Regions from separate parts of the Homo sapiens genome. Here all the other regions are linked to region 2. The links are chromatin contacts, found by Hi-C in ENCODE. All regions are on one chromosome and are shown on one strand. The core of a region is the stretch at or near the end of the contact, and the rest is flanking DNA. Distances in the headings are between cores, read along the strand shown. Region 1 holds the start of TMEM263 (transmembrane protein 263). Region 2 holds the start of WASHC4 (WASH complex subunit 4). Region 3 holds the start of RIC8B (RIC8 guanine nucleotide exchange factor B). Region 4 holds the start of CRY1 (cryptochrome circadian regulator 1).

Region 1 (6,325 bases), core at 624-3,123, 1.8 Mb after region 2:
TGAGTTATGGCTTTTAATAACCGTAAAAATGCAAAATCTCCCAGGAGTGGCTACAATCTTGTCAGTCATTTGTACTTTAATAATAATTAGATTCTCTTGTAAAACGACGTGCAAAGGGAAGAAGAAACAAGACGTAATTGTGCACTTCATAATTTTACCTAGAGTTCAACCTTGAAAGGTCACATATTAAGGATAGAAGTTTGTGTAATAACGAGAAAACAGAGGATATCCGTTTCTTCACATACTGGATAAACAACAATCCACGGATCCTGCTAATCATCCAACCCATATGTTGAATTGACAAGAGTATTTAATTTCCTCTTTCTGCTTTGAGAAACTAAATATCTTGACAGTCTGAGCACAGTGGCTTAAGTGGCCTTAATTCTCTGATTTCATAAGTTAATGATTAGGTTGAAGCTATAAACTATAGTCCATTCCATTTAAGACCTGGATCAAAGTTAGCTTCATCCAGCATGTTTTAGCACGTCCTTTCTGAGCTATGTTGTCAGTAGTTACCATTCAGTTCCACCATCCTGAATATTCTGCAGTTGATAAACCATTTTGTGAATTTTTTTTTTTTGCTTTCTGTGTATGTTTTTGACTCGCGTGTTTTTGCTTCGCTAATCAGATTGCGAAAGGAAACATCTCACGTTTGCATAGGACTTCACAGTTCATAAAGACCTTTCCCACCCACCACAAAAAAAGTATGACAAGTTTCCCGTCATCTTCATTTTATAGGTGTGGAAAGGGAGTCAAAGAAAAGTTAATCGATACCATTTATCTAGTTAAGCAGGCTTTGAGCAGTTCATCTCCTCCCGTCCTCAAAACGACCTTCTGAGGTGTCTCCTGCAACCCTGCTCTGAAGCTCAGAGCGAGACGGCCTCACATCCCAGGGGGCTCAGCTCTGGCGGGGCCGCCACGCGCCTCCCCGTGCCTTTGGACGGGTGAGGAGAGCTGCTGCCCCGGCGGGGACCACGTGGAGGGGCCTGGTCAGCAAGTGGCAAGGACGCGGCGCAAAGCCAGGCTTTCTAATGTACAATCCGCGGCTCTTTCGATACTGAACACCCACCTCTTCAACAAATTCGAGCGCCTGGCAGGCCCTGCACCAAGCCTAGGGTGATGGCGACCCAGGCGGGTTTTTACTCTCAAGGAGCTCAATTCTAGGGCAGGGAGAAGTAAAATTAAAAAAAAAAAAATCATAACAAACTGAAAAACACATAAATAAGCCACGTCTCTCCTCACCCCTAGCACTTAATCACAAAGGCCTGTAGAGAGTCCCGACGAGAACTTCTGAGCAGGCCCCGCTGTCAGTCCCTGAGGACAGCATGCAAGGGAGGTTGACGTCCCTGGACGAAGAAAGTGCTGGAGAAACTGGCGACCGTCCCACCTTCCCTAAGGCGAAGGCTCTGAATTCCGAAGACCGTTACTCGGCGCGGAACGCGGGCACCGCCGACGTCAAAACACCGGGCCTGGGGGCCGCGGCCTACGCGTCTCCCGGGCTTCGCGCCCCTCGCCCGATTTGATTGGATGGTGGCGGGAAGAAGGCGGGGAGACCCCCGGAGGAGGGGCGCGCAGGCCGGCCGGGGGTTCCCACGGAGGCGTCCAGGGGGCGAAGGGGCGGGAGCGGGCCTCGGAGCGTCGCGCGTGCGCAATTGGGACACAGCCGGCTGGGGACTGCTGGGAGGGCCGGACCCTGCGAGAACGGGTGGGCGTGTGCCCGGTGGGCGCGGGAGGGGCCCGGGCTGCACGAGCGCGCGTGCGCGTCGGAACTGGAGCCGCGGGAGGAGGCGGGAGCTGAGGAGGCGGCGGAGGGGGCGGGTCGCGTCGGGCGCCACGTCCGCAGCCAGAGGCCTCCGCCTCCACCACCGCCGCCACAGTCTTCCAGCTCCACATCCTGAGAGGACGCCTCTGGAGCCGCGACTGCCCGGGGTTGTGCCGGCCGCCGCTGCCGCCCAGGCCGCCTCAGCTCTCCTCTGCGCCGGCCCGCTCACTCCGCCCGGCCCCAGCCCTAGCGCTGGCCGCGACCCCGGCGGTGAGTGAGTCGGGATGCGAGGGCAGGGGCGCAGTCCCGGCTTCCTGCCCTCCTCCGTCGCCCTCTGCCGTCGGCGCCCCTGCCCCTCACCTCCCAGTGCCCGGCCTGGCTGCCCAGCGGGGCCTTGGCGAGGCCCCAGCGGGAAAGGGGGAGGGGCGGGACGAAGTTGGGGGCGGATGGAGGTTCGCTTCTGGGGCTACTCCTCCTTATACGTCGCTGACTGCCCCGCCGCGATTGGAGCTTGCGCACCCCTGGAAAGCCTCCGCCTGACTTCTTAGCATCTGGGGGTTCGGGGTTGGGGGCGGAGGAGGAAGGTGAGGGGCATCAGCAGCCTGGGAGAGGGATGCAGCGGAGGGGCTTGGGTACCGGGCTTCCTCGCCCTGCCAACTCCTGACCTGTTGCTAAACCTCCCTTTTGGGTTCAGGCACACAAGACTTTTTCCCAGTGGACACCCCCATAGCTCTTCCTGGGTAGGAAGGCTGTATCTCCACGCCTAACCTAAAGTAAAAGTGGGAATGGAGAGGGTGCTGGCCGCGCCCAGGGGTGACAGGGAGGGCTGGAGCACCCATCCGTGCCGTCACTGCCTCCCAGTCTAAATAAAAACTGCCTGCTCTGCACACGCAGCTTCAAGACCGACCCCCCAGCTCCCACTTCCAATCAGATCGCCTGTCCTAAACCCTTCTTACATAGAAATTCTGGAGCCCTTCGGGAGTGGGGGGAGTGCTGGGTGTACAACGTGGAGCGGAGGGAGGAGGTGCCAAGCTCAGTGCTAGCCACGGCGCCTCCAGGGTCATTTTCTGCCTCCTGCCACGTCACTCACTGCTAAAGAAAAAAAAAAGATTTGCTAGTGCCTAAAGGGATCAGTAGGGAGAGAAGGGGCCACCCGGAAGGGTTTAGAAACACCTAGAGAAAAGGGAAGGGTTCTTAATTTGATTTTTGCGTCCTTGTGAACACTGTGCTAATTCCAAATGAAAATATTTGCTATATGTGATTATTTGCTGTATGCTATTGTTTAGCCTTTGAAACTTCTGCTGGTGTGAGTGCCCTCAGGGGTTCCCCAGGAATATCGATACAACACCAACAGGTAAACGCGCGCGCCCGTGTGTGTGTGTGTGTGTGTGTGTGTGTGTGTGTGTGTGTGTGTGTATGTGTGTGCGCGCTCGCGCCCATGCTTAACTTTTTAAAAAGAAAGGGAGAAGTAGCCTTTGATAAACCCATATGCATCCTGTTTTGCTTTTTCCACTTTCATTTCTTTAGTCTTTGTTAGAACAGATGTACCAGAAACCAAGTTCAGTAAAAATTTGTCCATTTATAGAAAGCATCGTTAGAAATTATAACGGTTGCTACATTGGACAAATATACAGATTTCTTTGTGTGTGCATGGGTTTGATTTTTTTTTTTTTAACTACAGGAAAATCTTTACCTTTGTTTCAGTTATTCGGTATTTGCTCTTTTTCTATTTCCGGAAGATATCTCACTGGATTATATATAAACATCTTGAGAATAAGACCTTTGTATGCTTGTTCACAAGGATGCCTCAGTGCCTAATAGAATGTTTGACACATAGTAGGAATGCAAATATCTGTTGAAATAATGTGAAGATGGTTTACTGGTTCTCTGGTTTAATAGAGTATTGTAATTCTGCTTAATGTTTCATTTAAGGATAACCCTTAAAAATTGCCATTTTGACACTGTCAGTTATTACTCGTCTAAGTGGGCACTTACAAGTTTTACTGGCAGATGACCTTTTCTTCCTTGCTAGATTGAGAGCATTTCTTGTAGCCTATTTGCTGTTGATTTAATGGGCAGGGGCCATCTTTAAAAGCAGACTCTTCTTGATAGTTGGTTTAACTAGAAAAACATAAAAACAGTAAGCTGGAGTTTTAATGTACTCTGCTTGTTGGTGTATATGTTGTAAAGCTCTGTATACATATATTTTTGAATCTCTTTGCAGTTATTTGGCAAAAAAGCTAAAACATGGGAGTGAGGATGTGGTAAAGTTCTTTTAGGTAGAATATGTAGAAGAATTTAGCTAATTCATTTATAGTCGTCTTTTTCTATTATAGGGAAATTGGCACCTACTGTTGAATAACAGGTGGTTTTAAGTGGCTTTGACAATAAACTTGTGCACTGTATTTTGTAGTTAAGCTTTATATAACGTGTTAGTGTTATTTAACTTCCTTTGGTGTATAGAGGGGTGGTACCCAGAGGAAAATTTATGTACTGTTTTTGGAATTTTTTATTATGAATAAAAATTTTATATATGAAATATTACTGAAACCCACAAACAAGATTGATTCATCAAAGAAAACACGTTTCCCAAGAGGTGTTTGTTTACTTATTTCTATTATTGGAATAAATTACCCTTTAGGGAATTGTGTTGTTAATCCTTGCTCAGTGTATTTGCCAGCTGCTAAATCTATGTGATACTATTGTACTGGGCAAGAATTATTTCTCCCCATCTCTACAATGCTTAATGTAACTGCTGATGAATTTGTAGTCGTGATATACAGTCTACAACAAAGAAGCCTTTCATATGTCACAATTTCTTAAAAACCCACTTATAACCAGTTTAGTTGGTATTGTAATAGTTTATTCACACTTCAGGACCAAAAGGTAGAACTGATTTATGTCTGTAGAATAAGTTAAATCATTTGTACTTATCTAAAGCTATTGTCTGTCATTACTACTTTCCTTAGAAAAGTATGTGTTGTTTTGTTTTTTTGGTAGAGATGAGGTCTTGCTGTGTTGCCCAGGCTGCTCTCAAACCCCAGGGCTCAAGCGATCCTCCTGCCTCGACCTTTCAAAGTGCTGGGATTACAGGCATGAGCCAACATGCCCAGCCAGAAAGTATGTTTTTAATAGAAACTTGTGCATTATGAGGTCCTAGAGAGCAGATATATTTGTTTCTTGAATATATAATTTGTTTCTTGAATGATTCACTAAATGGCAAGTGCCGGAAAAGTCTATTCCCACTGGATTGTAAACTCTGGTTTAGAGTAGTGCCTGTGTGTGCTTAATCACACTGAACTCCTAATTGTGTAACAGGGTGCCTGTCGCATAGTAGGGCTCAAGTATATGTTGAATTAATGATTCAGTGAGTTCAGGGCAGATAGTTTGTATAGAATTTAATAATTTTAATGTATTACTTAAGGGTAACATTTAAAAATGGTCATTTTGAATTTTTTCTTTTTTGATATGGAGTCTTGCTCTGTCGCCCAGGCTGGAGTGCAGTGGCTTGATCTCCACTCACTGCAACATCCGTCTCCCAGGTTCAAGAGATTTTCCTGCCTCAGCCTCCCTGGTAGCTGGGATTACAGGTACCCGCCACCACACCCTGCTGATTTTTCTATTTTTAGTAGAGATGGGGTTTCAGCATGTTGGCCAGGCTGGTCTGGAACTCCTGACCTCAGGTCATCTGCCTGCCTCAGCCTTTCAAAGTGCTGGGATTACAGGCCCATTTTGAAATTTTTACTGTCAGTTGATACTTGTCTCTACATATATACTCTAAAATTTTATTAGTAGATTATTTACCTTTCAGAGTTTTAGATTGGGGTCTATTTATCTTCACAGTTCCTACTATAAGAGAAACAGGTCTCCTGCAATGGTGATAATAAGCAGGATAGTAATATAAGAAGTATTTCTCTTTAGTAACGAAGTGGCAATATCCATAAAGAGGTAATATCACTAAAAGTTAGGCACATATTTGTGTGCAGGACTTTGGAATGGTTTATGTGAATGAAAAGTACAGATGACACAGTTAAGGATTTTAGCAAATACCTTTATAAGGTAACTCAGTGTCTTATGATCAAATTAGGAATTCAGGAAAAAAAATCTCAAATACTTGTGGCTTTTTAATTAATTAAAAATTAGTAATAATTTTTATTACTCTAAGAGTTCTAGAGGAATTTTGATACAACATACTGGCTATTAAGGTGTGATGTACAAGATGCCCAAACATCAAAACAAAACTAATCTTTTTTTTTTGAGATGGAGTTCTGCCCTGTCACCCAGGCTGGAGTGCAGTGGTGAGATCTTGGTTCACTGCAACCTCTGCCTCCTGGGTTCAAGCAATTCTCCTGCCTCAGCCTCCTGAGTAGCTAGGATTACAGGCATGCGCCACCATGCCCGGCTAATTTTTGTATTTTTAGTAGAGATGGGGTTTCACCATGTTGGCCAGACTGGTCTCGAACTCCTGACCTCAGGTGATCCACCTGCCTTGGCCTCCCAAAGTGGTGGGATTACAGGTGTGAGCCACCATGTCCGGCCCTTGTTTTTTTTTTTTTTAGTCCC
Region 2 (6,308 bases), core at 176-2,675:
ACTCAAATTTTTCTGACTTGTAAGTTCAATTTATCACAATGAGCTGCTGGGAGATTAATTACAGTGATTTAATGCAAATGTTAAGAATCCAGGAAAGTCAAACTCATGGTCACACAGAAAGTACAGGAAAAAAGTTTGTCAGCCATTAGACCCTAAGGATGCCTGTTCTTTTCAAGATTTTTTTTTTCTTTCTGAAATGCCCACTAAGTCTGCCATAGGGTCAGAAAGCAATTTTCTTACATGTTTTATAGTTTCTGCATCTAGCCTGGTGCCTGGTACCCAGTGGGCACTCAATAAACATTTAACTCAGGGCAGATCCAATGACCTCAGAAGAATGCTCTTCAATAGACCTTTTGCCTACATTGATTAGTTCTTTTCGGTACTTTTTAAGATTACAAGAGTAAAACCCTAATAAATTCTCATTGTTAAGGATTCAAAACACATAAGTAGACACATCAAAACTTGAAAATCCTGTTACTCACCAACACATGCTTTTCCCCAGGTAACCACCGTCCTCTGATTTGTCTTCCTATGAATTTACATACACGTAGGCACATACGCGTTTGTATAACTTAAAAACATAAATGTAATCACAAATACACATTACTCTGCAACTGTCTTGTGTCGGTTGTTCATGCCATTATAAATATATTTCATCTATTTTAGCAGCTCTTCAGTGATTCGTAGTATGGATGTATTGAGCTTTATGTAATTCACTTGTAATGAACATTTAGATAGTTTCCTATTAAAAACCACGTTGCTATAAATATTCTTGTGCAAATACGTGTATGCATGTAGAATTTTACACCGATCCCGATTCTCCAAAAATCCAAATTGCAGGTGGGATCATTTTAGAATGTACTTCAATAGCGTTCTTCATCCTGCCTCGCGTTTTTAAAAGGACTGAGTGGAGAGCGGGGAAGAGGTCGTAAGATCCCCTGTTAGGGTGTTCATAAAGTAACTTCTCCTCTCGCACAGAACGTCTTGACTAAAAAACAATCCGTACAGAATGTGCGGGAGAGCTGTAGGAACTCCTACGGTGGCGACAGAGAGGGAAACAGGCTTGTTGGAAGAAGCGCCTGGTCAGCGTTATCCTCGAGGATCATGCCTTCCTGTTAATTCCCCACCCCATCAATTCTACCTTTTTAGGTTAGACTGGGGAGTAACTTTCCCAGGTATTAAAAATCGTCTAGAGAGAGCAGGGCGAAATTAGAGTGCCGAAGTGGCTTGAGAAGCACAGTGAATGGTGGCGAAGCCCGAGCCGGGTCGCAAGACGCCCGCTGGCACTGCCGGCGCCATGGCGGCCGCCTTCGGCCACGGCGGAGGACTCGCTTTCCCAGGGGCCCCCGCGGTCGCAGGGGCAACGAGCCCGGCCGGCCCTCGCGAGCGGAGGCGGGGCCGGGGCCGGAAGTCACGTGCTGTGACAGTAGCTGGGGTGAGGCCGTCGTCGCCGCACGGGCTGGTTGGGGCTGTGTCTGTGGGAGGCGCCGGGGTGATGGCGGTGGAGACTCTGTCCCCGGACTGGGAGTTTGACCGCGTTGACGACGGCTCGCAGAGTAAGGGAGCTGCAGGGCGAGGGCTGCGGGTGGACGCTCCTTCGGCCCGCCGCTGTTCTGGGCTGGGCAGCGCTCCTGCGAGAGGGACGGCTGCGCAGCCGTCTGGTGCGGGACACTTCAGAGCCCTTGGGGTGTGCGAGGGACGCGCTCTCCAGCGTTACTTTCGGGGTTGGGGTCCCAGCCACGGCGGGTCAGGCTGCCCGTTCAGGGCTCGGCGTGTGAGGCGGAGACTCTCCTGGGGAGCCTGCGGTGCCCCGCGGGGAGCGGCGTCCCCCTTCAGCTGCCCCGGGGCTTGGGCGGGGCGCGCCCGGGAGGCCCAGCGGCCCCGGGATCCCAGGCTGCTTCTGTCTCTGGCCTCTTGGGGATTTCGCCAGATTCTGAGCGTTCAGCTCTGGAGGACGCTGATGTCTGGGTTCCTGTTTCGGTTTCCTGTTTTTCTTCTTTTCCTCCCAAATCAACTTTTGCAAGTTTGGGTGTCTTTCCCATCGCGTTGCTATAACCGTAGAAGGGAGCGAAAAAAGAACTTTTCACCCTGCGAAAATAAACACGTGAATGTCATTTTATCATTTTCCAGGCCTTTTATTTATGCTAAGTGATATTTTTCAGTGATGTTCTGCAGTTTCCATCGCAGTTATAAAGGCTTCAAAAATTACAGCAAATCTTCAAATTTTGCTTCACAAGATCGAATTGTCTGATTTTAACTTAGAAGTCTATCCCGAAATAAACAAATTGTGTTTCTTTCAGTAAAATATTGAGGCCAAATTAATTGTAGTGAAACTCTACTTGAAATAAATACAAGTTGGCAATCTGCTTCTTATCTTTGGTCATAGTAATCTGTGTAAGTGATCTAAGAGAGATTGGAGCATGCTGTTTGTGATTTTTTTTTTCCCTCATAGTTTTCCCAAAAGGTGGAACGTTGCTTTTAAAAATTCCGGATGAATTTTGCTTGATTTACGAAGAGAGACTAATGCCTACAATGTTAGATGAATTAGGTTTTACAAGTCTCTCAGAGAAGAGTGAGCTACATCCAGGATGGGTTGCAGTTTTTCACAAAACATTCCTGAGGTCAGGAGTTCAAGACCAGCCTGGCTAACATGGTGAAACCCCGTCTCTACTAAAAAATAAATAGCTGGGCTTGGTGGCGAGCGCCTGTAATTCCAGCTACTTGGGAGGCTGAGGCAGGAGAATCGCTTGAACCCGGCAGGCGGAGGTTGCAGTGAGCCGAGATCGCGCCATTGCACTCTAGCCTGGGTGATAATAAGGTATTAGCTCTTATGCAGCATAAAAATTAACCTTGGAGATAATGACAAAATCTTTTAATTTTTTTTTGTGGAGGGGATTCTGTATTGTTATAAAGTGAACTGTACCTTGTCATATATGTTTTATGGACAAAGATGACGAACTGGTATCTTCAAAAAAAATTGGAATAGAGTTATGTTAATTGAGTTTGAAAATGGTTCAGCCTGGAGTAGAATGGTCTGATTCACTCAACAGATATTTTCTACAACCAGTGGCTGTGCTAGATATTAGGGATAAAAAGATAAAACAAGGAGTGCAGTCTGTTGACAAAGATGAGCATGTTAAGTAGGTTTTTGGAATTTTTACTCTTAAAAAATTACCATGTAGTTCTTATCTCAACTTTTGTTATTTTAACTTTCACCAATTTTACAACCGTTTATTGTCAGCAAGGAACTTTTAATGTTATTTTAGGTTTTCTGTTTCCTGTTTGTGAATCCCTGAACATACTAAAGGAGTGATTTATTGGCGTGGTGTTTCTCTAGCATTGTCTTTTTTTTTTTTTTTTTTTTTCGAGACAAGGTCTCACTCTGTCGCCCAGTGCCGTGGCATCGCCACGGCTCACTGCAGCCTCGACCAGCTGAGCTCAGGTGATCTTCCTACCTCAGCCTCCTTAGTAGCTGGCTGATTTTTTCTTTTTAAATTGGGATAGAGACAAGGTTTTGCCATGTTGAACTCCTGGTCTCAAGCGACCCACCGGCCTTGGCCTCCTAAAGTGTTGGGGTGAGCCACCATGCCCGGCCTAGCATTGTCTTTAAGAAGTCATTTGCTGGTCAAATGCAGCTTTGACTGGTCATTTCCTGTGTAGTTGAGAATAAGACAACTATTTGGGGTTCTGAGAATCTGGGCAGTCTTATATGTAAGCTGTAGGGAAGAGAACACCTCCCTGTGCTTGGCGTTCATTAATTTTTGGTCTGTGAATCATATCTAGACTAATTGTTTTCCAAAATTGCCTAGATTAATGCTATAATAAGACAGAAACCTTAATGAACTAAATGGATTCACCGGATTTAAAACTTTATGTGGTTGAAGAATAAAGGAGAGTGGGGGCTAGGTCTTTATACTTTAATACAGCATGAGTCAGAACACACTTTCTCTTACTTGCTTCACATTGCTAATTTGAGGAGAGCAAATTTTTACCTTTTTTAGAAGACAAAGGTTGAATAAAGTTATTCATATCAATAAAAGAAACTGAGTTGGAGTTGAATTTGTTACCTTTGGGAACAAGTAATGAATTTTTATGTGTAACGTGAAATACTTTGACGAATAGGCATATTTTAAAATCCAGCTTATTCCAATGATTCCTTAAAGTTACCTATGAATGTGTTAATTCTGTGAAGAACAGCATAGTATTCTGTAGTCAAGCAGTGTTCTTTGCTGGTTTTTCCAACTTGATTATGACAGTTAAATAATTTAACAAATATCTTGGTTAAATTTTAGACATTATAGAAATAATATGCTCAAGCAGGTATAAAACCTCCATTTAAAAATATTTAGGTGTATTATTAAACATTAGTGTGTATAGAATTAAAAACTACATTTTTAAGTGTTACTTCTGTGACAGACTGTTTTTTTCACCTTCAGATCATGAATATTTGTTTTTGCAAAAGAGTTGTTCATGACTAAAAGATAGAATCAGGACATTGAATTGTTTAAGGCACTTTTCAGATTGGTTCAAAGCCCTCTATTATGGGGGTAGATGGGCTAGTGGCTTTTTCATAATATGTTAGGGTTTTAAGGTAGTAACTTTATATATGGTAACATCTACTGCTTTTAAAATTATTTCGTGTATAGAGAAGATTGAAAGCTGAATTGTTGTTTAACTTTGGAACTTTATTTTCAGGAAGTCCAGACATTCCAGAGTAATAATTAACAGTGCTTTGCGTGACTTTTGAGGTTATTTGAAGTAAATGTCCTGCAATTCATTACTTGCACTTATCACATACTGTTTTAAAATTTAAACTTAGAAATTCATGCCGAAGTCCAACTTAAGAATTATGGGAAATTTCTTGAGGAGTATACCTCTCAACTGAGAAGAATTGAGGACGCTCTGGATGACTCAATTGGAGATGTTTGGGATTTCAATCTTGATCCTATAGCATTAAAGGTTTGATTTGATTTTTTAAAAATATATGTATATATTTTCTGGACATACTATATCCTGAAAACATAATTTTTTAAAATGGAAAAAGTATTTTTATTTGAAATCTAAGAACAAAATGAAAGTTGGAGAAAATTGTTAATTTCCTTTTCTCTAAGCCATGCAGATGTTTTTTAAATGTGTGTGTTTTCTGTTTAAGAATGACAAACACACAGCCTTTAGTGTCAAAGAATGACACAAACTCCAAGTCTTTGAGCTTGCCTTTGATTTTCATTATTAAGAAAATGAGGGCTGGATAGAATATTCAGGCTTTGTTTTTTCTTGATTGAGACTATTTTACATAGAGTGAAATGCAGATACTCTTAATTTTGCCAAACACTTGTAACTCATATCCCAATTAAGATAGAGAATATTTTCACCATTTCTGAAAAGTTCTCTCATGCTATATAGATGTTAATGTGTGAGTAATTTTTTAATGTATAAAATACATTACTCTTTCCATTTTGAAATATTTCTTTTATCTTTAAAATTAGTTTGTTACCACTTGAAAAATAATTTACATTTTATTGAGCACTTGTGTATTACACACTGTCCTAAGTCACACACTGACTTGTTTTTATAACAGCTTTCTTGAGATATAATTCATATATCATACAATTCACTCATTTAAATTGTATAATTCAGTTGTTTTTAGCATATTCACTGAGTTGTACAACCATCACAACAGTCAATGTTAGAACGTTCTCAGCCCCCAAAAAAGAAACCATGTACCGTGTGATAATCAACCCCCAGTTCATGCCATGGCATACCTGCCCTAGGCAACCACCAGTCAATCTACTTTTTATCTCTATGTGTTTGTCTCCTCTGTACACTTCATATAAATGAAATCATACGATATGTGCTCCTTTGTTGCTGGCTTCTTTAACTTATGTTTTCAAGGCTCATCTATGTTGTCACATGTTTTTAGTACTTTCTTTTTTTGCTGTTGCTGAATAATATTCCATTGTAAGGAATGGATAACCACATTTTATTTATCCATTCATCAGTTGATAGACATTGGATTTTTCTACTATTTGGCTGCTATGAGCATTTGGGCACATGATTTTGTGTAGACATATATAAGTATATTGTATATAAAATGTGTGTACATTGTGTGTATATTTTATACATATGTATATATGGGAGTGGAAATCCTGGGTTATGTGGTAACTATGTTTAACTTTTTGAGGAACTGCCAGAATGTTTTCCAATATGGCTATACCATTTTACATTACTACCAGCACTGCATGAGGGTTCCAGTTTCTCTACATCCTTGCCAGCCTTTATTGTCTTGATTATATTCTTCCTAGTGAATG
Region 3 (6,033 bases), core at 1,211-3,710, 1.7 Mb after region 2:
TCTCGTCAGTGGTCAAAAGATGACTTGAATTAGAGTCAAAGATCCCTTTGAGTTACAAAATCAGAATATGAACATTTAATTAAAATTACTAAAGTACAACTTCCCAAGTCATTAATTCATCTCGTTTTACATTTTTTAAATCTCTTTTTAGAAGTACAGAGTTGGAGACTAAAAACATAGCCTATTTCTGGCAAACAGACATTTCAAAGACATGTGTCTGAAATGTCAGAGACCTTCTAAAAGAATTCTAAAGAGAAACATCTCTACGGAAATAAGATACTTTGTGCTCGTTTAATATCGTCTCTGGGAGACCCTTGCTCCAAAAATAAATATATGGATACCCCCAAAGCACTTAATTCTGTACTGGACACAGAGCAGGCACCCAAATACTTTGTTAACAGCTCTCAGTTTTTGTCCCAGTTCTTGTTACTTAACTCATCTGACCCTGTTTTCTTATCTATAAAGTGGGAACAATACCTTCCCCAATGATCCATTGAGATTAGAAGTATTAAAAAGTTCTGTAAACTGTTAAAAACAATTGCAAGATGTTACTATTAGCTTAGAAAATTAGCTAACTATTCCATGACCTTACTAAAATGTGCTTTTTGGAGAGATGGATTAAAATCTTTCTGACTTAATTTATTACAGAGCACCTACCCCAATGCCTGACTCAAATATGCTCAATAAATGTTTGCTGCATGGAAAGTATAATATACAGAAAGACCAAAAGCTCCATAAACTCAGGTCCCATGTTCGTTCTTATTTCCGAATTCCCAGTATCTAGCAGAATATCTACCACAGCATAGAAGAAATTCAATCATTAGATAAATAAACTTTTGCCCCCTCTAGTTCCTCTTCAGCACAGCTCAAGAGGGAGAGACTGGTAGGGGAGACATCAAGGATGATTATGGGTAAAGGCTGCTTGGAATGGAAAACTTGAAATTACTTGGAGAATTCATCCACTTTCCATCAAAAAAAAGCTTGGGAGAGCAGAAAGAGCACAGGCTCTGAGTTCAAATTCAGTTTCCAAAAATCTGCAATTTTGATAAATTAACCAACTAACCTCTCCAAGACTCAGTTTCCTCATCTTAAAATGAGAATAACTCATATGGGTGCTCACTAGAATGGAAGCTCCATGAAGGCAGGGACTTTACTTTGGGCCCACTGTATCCACACTGCATTTAACAGCACCTGGGCACAGCACAGGCTCTCAAATATTTGTTGAATGAATGTGTATGAAATTGATTGAGCTAACACAGGTGAAGTATTAACAGAGTGCCTGACACGTAATTACCACCGGGGCAATGGGAATCTTTGTCATCACCACCACCGCTACTGTATCGGTATTATTACAGTTCCCGGAGGTCGTAGAGCGGCCGCTTCGGGGGGAAAGGCCTGGTTTCAAACCTCGACTTTCCCATTCTCTGGCCGTGTGACTTAGGATAAATTACTGAAACTATTCGGGTTCCTTTTTATTTCCACAAAAATTTGTGTTGGGAGAATTAGAGGATATAGGGAAATTACCTAAGAGAGTCTGGAGCCCCGGTGGCACGAGATGCATGCTAGAGATTAGTATTAAGGCAGAAAATCGCCGAGTCCTCTTTTATCCAGATAACTGCCTTCAATTATTTCCCACATTACTGTAGCTGAGTACATAACAAGAACGCAAATAAGGGTGGAAGGAATTCCCGAGACCGAAACCGCTAAATGAGAAAAGGGAATTAAACCGTGCTTGACAGTTCCCACCAAGGGATGGCAGTTTCCGCGACCGTCGGCCAGTCCAGCCAGCCCAGCCAGCCGAGACTGAAGCAGGACAGTCAGCGACATAACGAACAAAACCGAAGCAGACGCTTAGACCCTCCCTCTAACGGTCTCCCCGCCGCTGGCCTCAGGCGGCCGCCAGACTCCCGTTTCCGGCCCTCGCGGTACCACAGTTCCCAGCATGCCCTTGGCGGGAATTCTTTCCGGCTGGATGACTACCAATCCCAGCATGCCATTCGGCACGCCAGTAAATTAGATGGAAGAGCGGGATAGCCCCATTGCATGCAGGGAATTGCAGTCCATTTAGCGGCTGGTTCATAGATGGGCGGGGAAGAGCCGGGTTGCTCTAGTCCTTTGAGAATGATTCATAGAGGAGGGTCAGGAAAGAAGAACGGTTCAGTCTGTGAAAGCCCCCTTAAAAGACTGGACAGTTCTCCGAGGGAGGGAGAGGCAGGAGAGCAAGCAGGGCCTTGGGCCTGACTCCGCCTCGGTCCGCTAGCCAGGCCTCGACCGAGTCCTGGGCCTTGTCAGGGGCGGCCGTGAGGCGCCGGTTGCTGGGGGAGCGGTGACGTCGCGGGGTGAAAGTTGAGGGGCGGTGACGTCGGGCCGGCCCGGGCGGAGGCTGGCGGGTTGGAGGCAGGACGGAGGGAGGGAAAGAGGGAAGGAAGGAAGCTGGGAAGGAGCGAGCGGGGGCGCGAGGCGTTTACCTGGAGGCAGCGGCTTGGGCGCGCAGAGCGGCCGCGGCTCCCCCGCACCTGCGGCCATGGATGAGGAGCGCGCCCTCTACATCGTCCGGGCCGGCGAAGCAGGGGCTATCGAGCGGGTCCTGAGGGATTACAGCGACAAGGTAAAGAGTCCTGGCCCCGGGCGTGCGGTATCGCACCCCCGGGCCGCCCTCCGTGCTTGCACATCGCATCCTTCCCCACCCCCCTCATTCCGGGGATGCGCATTGCTCTCCCCCGAAAACGTTTCCGGCTTGGGCATGCGTGTTTGTGCCCCCAGCCTTTTCCATCCATGCATCCTGCATCCCACTACCCCCACTGTAGCGCCCACTCCTCTGATTCCTGGCCCAGCAGCTTGACCTCCGGTCCTCCTCTCAAGCGTGCAAGTCACACCCCCGGAATCCGTAGATGTGCATCTGTGCCCCGTGCCCCACTCCTGGATGCATAAATGCATGAGAGGCTTCCTCACCTGTATAGCATAAAAATACGTGCTTCCCTGCATAAACACGGCCCTTGACATGCATCAAATGTATCAGCAACGATGGCAGTTTCTATACGTTTAGCACTGTACGGTTTTCAAGGCATTGATGTCTCATCTATGGTCTCCTTTGATCCTCAGAGTGTTTATAGGGTAGATGGTATCATCCTCCCCATTTTATAGATGAGGAAACCGAGGTGCAAAGAGCTGAAATCACGCCCAAGGTCATGGACATATAATGTTGTAAGTGGGTGGAGAATGTAACTCCTAATGATACCTGTTATTTGTATCGCATTAACAGCTTTCCTATCCATTATCTTATTTAATCTTACAGCAATCCTGTGAGGTATTATCTGCATTTTGCAATTGAGACTCTAGATTGGTTAAGTAACTTGCCCAAGGTCATACTTGGAGCTGGTATTCCAGTTTAGTTCTTTCCACTTCACAACTCTGCGTAAAAGAGTATCTTGTTATAAATCCCAGTCACTTCTCAGAACCTCTTTCCAAGAACCGTTAGCTCTTCATTACTTTTCCTTCCAGGAATTTTACATGCTCACTTCAAAAGATAGCCTACCACACCTTTATCCTTTGGTTTAGAAGACTGCTTTATAGGAATGACTGGCGACTCCCTTCTGTGAAAACACACCCAACACCAAGTCACAACCTAGCTGTTAATGTTTTTCTTTCTTTTGCCCCCGTACATCGTCTCCCCTTCAGTGTTTGCTTTGTGTCCACCACTGCATCCATCCACTTTGTATTACTGACAATTGGTGTCTTATTTTTGAATCTTTTCCACCCGGGGCAGAAATGGCATACTGGTGGCTGAATTCCCGTTTAATCTTCCCAACAACCCTGGGAGGAGAGTGATGGTATTCCCCAATTCACAAATGATAAAATTTAGAATGATAATGTGGTCCCAAGTCCACACAGCCACTGAGAGATAGAGCTGAGATTTGAATTTACGTTGTCCAACTCCAAGTCCAGCGAGCGCTCTTTCTGCCGTACTGTGTTGCTTTCCTTGGGAAGATTCATAGGTTCTATCTATTCATATCTTAGCTCCTTCACTTTCTGATACACTTTATTGTTGAACATGTCTGCCTAATTTAGGAATAACTCATTCAATGCATAGTTGTACATATTGTGGAGATTATGATTTAACCCGATTTATTACTGCTTTCCAGAAAAGATATAAGGCAGCTTCAAACTGATTTTCAGAAGCAAGAAATGCAAAGAGAACTTGGCCATTTGTTGAATCAACTAATGTTTATTTAGCACTTACTATATGCCAGATACCCAGCAATAAATAGGAATTTGTTTCTGTAGGGGAGGAAGGAGGAAAAACCTTCAACTGGATATAATCACGTTCTTTAATATTTCTCCTTCCCTTTATGGCTAAACTAATTAGACTCCAGATTTGCTTCCTCCAATTTATCTCTTCTCATTGGTCTCCCTCCAGATTGGTATCTACTTACCACTCCTGGCCAGGTGCTGTCAGAGCTTAAATCCTGAACATCTCCAGCTCCCCTTTTGTATTGGGAATGTTTTTAAGGTTGTTTTGCATGGTGTGTCTTGCTTAAGGTGGTATCTGAAGTGTTTCAAAAGATTCCCAAACCCTTGTAATTTTGGGATCAAGCCTGAGAGTGCTCTGACTAGATGTGAACTGGGTCAGTTAGCTCTTTCAGAAGAAAGCGCTCCCTTCTTTTTTGGAGACAGGGTCTGTATCTGTCACCCAGGCTGGAGTGCACTGGTGCAATCACGGCTCACTGCAGCCTCCATCTCCTCCCCCCCACCGACCCTCCCAAGTAGCTGAGACTACAGGTGCGTGCAACAGCACTGGGCTAACTTTTTAAATTCATTTTTTGTAGAGATGGGGTCTCACTGTGTTGCCCAGGCTGCTCTCAAACTGCTGGGCTCAAGCAGTCCTCTCACCTTGGCCTCCCAAAGTACTGCGATTATAGGTGTAAGGTACTGTGCCTGGCGAGAAAGCTCTCATATTTAATACTGACTGTAGTAGGGCCAGTATAGTAGGGCTGATTATAATACAAAGAAAATGGCTGAACATCATATTGCAGTGAGGTTTTGCCCCTCAAAGGGAGAGATTTTGAGAGCAGATGAATAGGAAGTGAATGTATGATCATAGTGGTTCAGGCAGTAAGAATGGGGAGGTGGAATTAAATTGCCCAGCTCTATGGTATATGGAATTTAGAACCCTGAAAAAAAATAGTTGGGTACCATATACTTCAGTTTCCTTATCTGGAAAAATGGATTTGAGAAATGTTTGGATTATGAGGTGATTATAGGGCATTGAGGAGTCCAACAGAGAGAAATGAATGCTGTAGAGAGAGAGAGACCGGTTCGTTATTTGGGAGAGTAGTGGAGAGGTTCTTTATGCTACCTTATACCTCTAATAAAGCTAGTCCTTGAAAGGAGGCAGTCAAGTGTAGTAGAAAGGTGGTGGGATTTGACATCAGATAAACTTGGTTCAAATCCCAACTCTGCCATTTATTAGCTTTATGACTATGGATAAATTATATTAAGCCTGTGAGTCTCAGTTGCCTTACCTGTAAAATAGGGATAATATCACCATTCTCTTAAATTATTGTGAGGATTACATTAAATGAAATATAATGCCAACACTGGGCACAATGCACCTAGGAAGCACTCAGTAAGTTACAGTTATAATGACCAGGGTACCTAAGAGGTGTGGCCGGAGCACAGGTTCTGTAGCCAGCCTGGCTATGATCCTCAACTTAATGGCTTGTGTGACCCTAAACGAGTTACTTAACTTTGCTGTGGCTTAGTTTCCTCATCTGCCAAATGGAGATAATAATAGTAACTATATCATAGATTTGTTGTCAGGATTAAATGAGTTACATGTGTAAAGCACACAGAACAGTGCCTGCCACTGAGGAGGCACCCCATAACTGTTAGCTTTGAACAAAAAAATTAAACGTGGCATGAGTTGGGATAGCACGATATTAAAATTTGGGAATATGCTCCATTCTTCCCCTTCTTTTTCTAATGGGTAGCAAAATTGTACCTTGTACCGCTTTTAGAGATACCTGTCGGGCT
Region 4 (5,470 bases), core at 1,385-3,884, 2.0 Mb after region 2:
TTTCTTAGCAAAGTGTAGCCCCATCCTTCCAGTTTCTCAAGCCAAAAATTTTCTCAAACAGTAACTAAACTGCTACTATATAAAAAGCACTGAATTTTGGTGCTTTTTATATAGCACCAAACTATAAGTCCTTTTTTTTTTTTCTTGCGACAGAGTACTCTGTCACTCAGGCTGGAGTGCAGTGGCACGATCTCAGCTCACTGCAACCTCCGTCTCCTAGGTTCATGCGATTCTCGTGCCTCAGCCTCCTGAGTGGCTGAGATAACAGGCATGCGCCACCATGCTCACCTAATTTTTATATTTTCAGTATTAATAGAGACAGGGTTTTGCCACGATGGCCAGGCTGGTCTCGAACTCCTGGCCTCAGCCTCCCAAAGTGCTGGGATTACAGGGATGAGCCACCGCGCCCAGCCTAACTCCTTTTCTTTCTCTCTCACTACATATCCAATCTGCCAACAAATACCCTGTATTTTGCCTTCAGAATATAACCAGCATCTGTTTATTTCTCACCACGTCCACGATTATTACTATGATTCAAGCCGTTATCATCTCTCACCTGGATGAATGCCAACAGCTTCTTAATTGGACTTCCTGCTTCTTGTCCACCTCCACTCCCCAATTCAGAACCACAAGCAGAAAAATTCTTTTCCAAACTTATGTCAGATCACATTACTTCTCTGCTCATAATCCTGCAGTTATTCCCATTTCACTAAGTAAAAACCCAAATCTTGAAAACTGCTTATAAGGCTCTCTTCAATCTGGCCCTAAGTCAACTCTGACCTCATCGTCTACTATTTTTCCCTCACTTATTCTGCTCCAGACATACTGGATTCTTCTGCTGTTCCTTCCAAAGGTCAAGCATATTTCTGCCTTTTCCCTTACTCTTCCCTTTGCCTGGAATGGTCTTCCCTTAGATATCTGCATCCCACCACCTCCTTCAGGTCTGCTCAAGTGTCACCTTCTCTGTGACTTTTCCCCCGATCATACTTAAAATTGCAACCCCATCCCTACCCTTGTATTCTTTATCCCTTTACTCTGCTCTATTTTTTTCCACAATACTTATCACCACCTAAAATACTACATATTTTACTTTCTGCTTGAAGACATGACTTTCTGTCTTTCACTCACTGCTATATCCCTAGCATTTAAATCAGTGCCTGGCACATGCTAAGTGATCAAGAGTCTATCTGTTGAGCTATGCTTTTATTTCCACCAGGGGGCCTAACAATCATGTAGCCTGGTGTTTCAGGAAAAGATCATAAAGCATCTCTAAGATTTCTTTCAGTGCTCTGATCCCTAGAAGGACTACAACTTGCCTAGAAAGAAAAACTGTGCTTTGTCTCGGCAACCACAAGGAGGAGTTGAGAAAAAGAACCGAGCAGAGAAACCAGATAATGCTGTTTCCCTTGCTTTTCCCACAGTAACCTCAAGGTGGAAGAACACTGGATCTGGAGCCTGCTGTACTGAATGAATGATTTTTCTCCATACTATGAGTTACCTAGACACAAACGTAAACAGGAAACATCACAATCCTTCCGAATGCCACAAAAAGGCCAAGGGAATCCATATACAATGGCCACTAAGGACAGGAAAGGTGTTTCTTTAACTCCAGCACTAAGAATTCTCCACAAATTCAGGGGAGGAGCTCCAGTTAGCACAGAAAGACACATAACTCACTGATGAAGACCGAGTGTTTCAGGTCGTCAGTACTCTTTGGCCAGAGAAGTATTAAGTCAATTCTATTTAATACTTAGGGCACCTAAAATTCGTAAGCGGTATAAGCAAGACAGTCCCACGTCTAAATTCACAGATTTGGCGGATCGCATGGAATTCATTAACATCAGACTCATTAAACACCCAAATCCATTTCCCACGGGCTTGTGACTCACCGCCACCTGTTGATGCCCACATTGGAGGAGCCGGCGAACCAGGGGTCCAGGATGTAGACGCAGCGGATGGTGTCGGCGCCCTGAATGCACTCCTTCAGGGCGGGGTTGTCGTGGAGCCGGAGCCCCTTTCGGAACCAGTGCACGGCGTTCACCCCCATGCCGGGGGGCGCGGCGGGTCCTCCACGGAGAAATTCAAGGAAGGAGGCTCCGGCTCATAGCCGACACCTTCGCTTCCAAGAGAATTGCCTCACCCGGGGCGTGAGGAAAGGGCGGCAGAGGGGGAACAGGAAAAAATGACTCCGAGGAGGGGACCGGAGAAGGCGGGGGCGCCGGAGGCGCAGTGGAAAGATGAATGGAGGTTGCCTAGTCGGCGGAGTCCGGGTGTGACGCCCTTTAGGAGCCCGCGCCCGCCGCAACCGCCTGGAGGCGACGCATAACTTCGAGGGCCTCGGACCTCCGGAGCCTGAGCAAGTTCCAGGAGCTCGAGCCGCCACGACGGCCCGAGCCGGCACGGACGGCCCCAGGAGATTCGTCACGGAAACCTCGCCCCACCAAGGCGGCCCCTAAAGACAAAACGGCCCGCCCGAGGTGAGTCACCGAGGAGAACCGGAGGGGAATGAGCCCCTGTCGGCGACGCTGTCTCTCGGCCCGGGAGAAAGGACCGGGAACGGAGGCTAGAGGCGGTGGTCGAGGCCGCTGGACGGTTGCCGGCCGGTGACCGGTCCCGAGGCTGCCCGGGTGACTCTGCCGCCGCCGCCGCGTCAGCGGCCTCGGCCCCGCCCCCGGCTCCTCATTGGAGGGCGCGCTCCCCTCGTGACCACCGGCACCTCACGTTTCTGAAGTGTGTTTACTACACTGGCTCGGAGGGGTAATCTGCTCGCGCTTCGGTCGCTTTTGGAGGAGCGGCAGCCGCTTGATCCCAAACTTGTTGACCCTCGTCCACACGCTGAACTCACTGCCTCTGCCCCTTTCCTGTGCCGACTGGTGGCCGTCCCTTGGAAGCAAATCGCGTTGACCACAGGCCCCTTGTGAGGGAAGGCTTAGCCCCGCCCCCAAGGGCCATGAGCGGCCACCATTGGCCGAGGCTCGCTGAGACCCGGATGAGCACGGGGATGCGGGGAGCTTGCGGGCGCGCGCGCTGCTCCGTTAGGCGCGCGTGCGCTCTCGCTGCGTTCCAGAGGGTAAGGGGGCGGGGCCGGCGGGCAGGAGCGCGCTCGGCGATTCCTCCCGTGGGATTTGGGGAGGGCCTGGAAATTGTCCGGTTTCCTTCAGGAGCCAGTGGTGGAGTCGGGCGGAGAGTGAGGGGAGGATGGAGTGGAAGGAGGAGAGTGGGAGGCTCCACGTACATTTCAAGTCCAAACCATGTGCTTCAATCCTGCTTTGGCCAGAGAACCCTACTTTGGAGATTGTGGAGCTGTGCCCCTCCACTCTCCTGGCCCTTGGGTGCCTCCTCCCCCTTGTACATACTCTGGGGAAAAGGGTAATTGGCAGGACGGATGCCAGGCATTCCTGGACTTCCTGGAATTTTTTTAATACTAGCGATATATATCATCAACCTTTCACCCCTCGTCTCTTACATTTAATGTAGTTTACCGGTCTCTTTGAAACTGGACGTTTGTCTACTTTTCCAGCGACAGTGAACTGCAGGCCATGGCATCCCTTAGATATATGATGCCCTTAAATTCATTCAATGATTACTTTTTGAATGAACTAGGCACTGTTCAAAGCACTAGAGATACAGGAGATACTTAATAAAACAGACTAAAACCCCACCCCTCCTGGGGTTTACAATTTGTCTCTTAACCTTTGCTGTTTTTTCCTCTATAAAATACTCTTCTTTGGAATCCAGTACTCAATATTACCACCTTTGAGCTACCTAGGATATTTCTACGCATCCCTTTAGACTCAGATGAAATAATAACTAATTTCTGAAAGTATTCCTGATCCCTAGGGCAAATTTAGGACCTCCCTGGGTTCTCCAAGTATGTTTCTGTTACATCACTTTTCACACTACCGTGAAAATTAGTTGAAAAGTGCCCATTCCTAGCAATACCAACTCAGTAATAGTACTTATTATCATAATAATGTGCCTCTGATTCCCTCTGAAGTGTGATTTCTCAAGGACTGGGTCTGTATTCAGTTTTCTTTTGTTTTTATTTTTTGCATCAACACCAGAACAGAGCCTGACATAGGCAAATGCTTATTTAATGAATGAATGAGTGAGTGAGTGAGTGCTGTTGGCCACCAGTGTGTTTGGCAAAGTTAAAAGAAAGAAGGAGATGGCAATTCTTATTGGTTGAATTGTGTGTCCCCAAAATCATATAACTCTCAATGACTATAAATGTGGCCTTATTTGGAAATAAGGTCTTTGTACATGCTCAAGTTAAGATGAGGTCATTAGGGTGCACCCTAATCCAGTGTGATTGGTGGCCTCATATAGTGGAGAAATTTAGACACAGAAATACATATACATACAGGGAAAATACCATGTAAAGATTGGAACTGTGCTGCCACAAGCCAAGGAACTACTGGAAGCTAGGAGAAAGACCTGGAACAGATCCTTTCTTAGCACCTTCACAGGACTGTCGCACTGCTGACACCTTGATTTTGAACTTCTGGCCTCTAGAACTGCGAGACAGTTAGTTCCTATTGTTCTAAGCCTCCCAATTTGTGGTGCTTTTTTACAGCAGCCCTAGCAAACTAGTGCAGCAATAAAGTAAATTCAATACTCTAGAGAGCCAATCTGTCTGAATAGTCTTCCCTACTTCTGCTTCTGTTGCCACAAGAAGTATATATCAGCCTTTCTTTGGTTCTGTAAGAATACTTTTAAAATTATATATATGAATGATATGGTTTGGCTGTGTCCCCACACAAATCTCATCTTCAATTGTAGTTCCCATAATCCACACGTGTTGTAGGAGGGACCCGGTAGGAGGTAATTTAATCATGGGGGCAGTTACCTTCATGCTGTTCTCATGATAGTGAGTGAGTTCTCACAAGATCTGATGGTTTTATAGGGGGCTTTTCCCCCTTTTGCTTAGCACTTCTCCTTCCTGCCTCTATGTGAAGAAGGTTGTGTTGGCTTCCCCTTCTAGCATGATGATCAGTTTTCTGAGGCCTCCCCAGCCATGCTGAACAGTGAGTCAATTAAACTTCTTTCCTTTATAAATTACCCAGTCTTGAGTGTGTCTTTATTAGCAGCATGAGAACAGACTAATATAGTAAATTGCTACTGGGAGGTGCTGCTATAAGGATACCCAAAAATATGGAAGCACCTTTGGAACTGGGTAACAGGCAGAGGTTGGAATGGTTTGGAGGGCTCATAGGAAGACAGGAAAATGTGGGGAAGTTTGGAACTTCCTGGAGACTTGTTGAATGGCTTTGACTAAATTACTGATAGGGATATGGACAATGAAGTCCAGGCTGAGGTGGTCCCAGATGGAGATGATCTTTTTGGGAACTAGAATAAAGGTGACTTTTGCTATGTTTTAGCAAAGAGATCTGTGAAACTTTGAACTTGAGAGAGATGATTTAGGGTATCTGGCAGAAGAAATTTCAAAGCAGCAAAGCATTCAAGAGGT

The links. A loop is a pair of places that touch in the nucleus more often than their neighbours do. Pooled maps may share reads with other maps.
Region 1: a map of CD8-positive, alpha-beta T cell shows a loop between it and region 2 (13-fold over the local background). The contact joins the promoter of TMEM263 here to the promoter of WASHC4 in region 2. A Hi-C loop is called at or near these places in 1 of 168 maps with a recorded cell type or tissue (CD8-positive, alpha-beta T cell), 3 of 37 single-sample maps with no recorded cell type and 13 of 50 pooled maps.
Region 3: a loop to region 2 is called in a map of naive thymus-derived CD4-positive, alpha-beta T cell, with 5 times the contacts of the local background. The contact joins the promoter of RIC8B here to the promoter of WASHC4 in region 2. A Hi-C loop is called at or near these places in 1 of 168 maps with a recorded cell type or tissue (naive thymus-derived CD4-positive, alpha-beta T cell), 1 of 37 single-sample maps with no recorded cell type and 9 of 50 pooled maps.
Region 4: a loop to region 2 is called in a map of CD4-positive, alpha-beta T cell, with 15 times the contacts of the local background. The contact joins the promoter of CRY1 here to the promoter of WASHC4 in region 2. A Hi-C loop is called at or near these places in 3 of 168 maps with a recorded cell type or tissue (CD4-positive, alpha-beta T cell, gastrocnemius medialis and naive thymus-derived CD4-positive, alpha-beta T cell) and 10 of 50 pooled maps.

What each region holds. Positions count from the first base shown.
Region 1 is chr12:106,954,034-106,960,358 of GRCh38, forward strand. TMEM263 (transmembrane protein 263) reads left to right here and starts at 1,874. Exons shown (of 4, transcript NM_152261.4): 1 at 1,874-2,032; 2 at 3,049-3,116. TMEM263-DT (TMEM263 divergent transcript) reads right to left here and starts at 1,462. Exons shown (of 1, transcript NR_185933.1): 1 at 1-1,462. RefSeq lists a silencer at 1,502-2,261 and enhancers at 1,538-1,832, 2,762-2,821.
Region 2 is chr12:105,106,306-105,112,613 of GRCh38, forward strand. It overlaps WASHC4 (WASH complex subunit 4), which reads left to right and starts at 1,426. Exons shown (of 33, transcript NM_015275.3): 1 at 1,426-1,556; 2 at 4,820-4,959. The coding sequence starts at 1,496. It overlaps LOC414300 (a long non-coding RNA gene), which reads right to left and starts at 1,337. Exons shown (of 2, transcript NR_121211.1): 1 at 483-1,337. RefSeq lists silencers at 1,235-1,514, 1,725-1,974 and enhancers at 1,535-1,694, 3,533-3,692.
Region 3 is chr12:106,772,222-106,778,254 of GRCh38, forward strand. It overlaps RIC8B (RIC8 guanine nucleotide exchange factor B), which reads left to right and starts at 2,461. Exons shown (of 10, transcript NM_001330145.2): 1 at 2,461-2,608. The coding sequence starts at 2,525. LOC100287944 (a long non-coding RNA gene) reads right to left here and starts at 2,610. Exons shown (of 4, transcript NR_040246.1): 1 at 2,469-2,610. RefSeq lists enhancers at 1,610-2,161, 2,932-2,981 and a silencer at 2,372-2,601.
Region 4 is chr12:107,090,915-107,096,384 of GRCh38, forward strand. CRY1 (cryptochrome circadian regulator 1) reads right to left here and starts at 2,635. Exons shown (of 13, transcript NM_004075.5): 1 at 1,890-2,635. The coding sequence starts at 2,047. RefSeq lists silencers at 2,467-2,696, 3,027-3,106 and an enhancer at 2,777-2,926.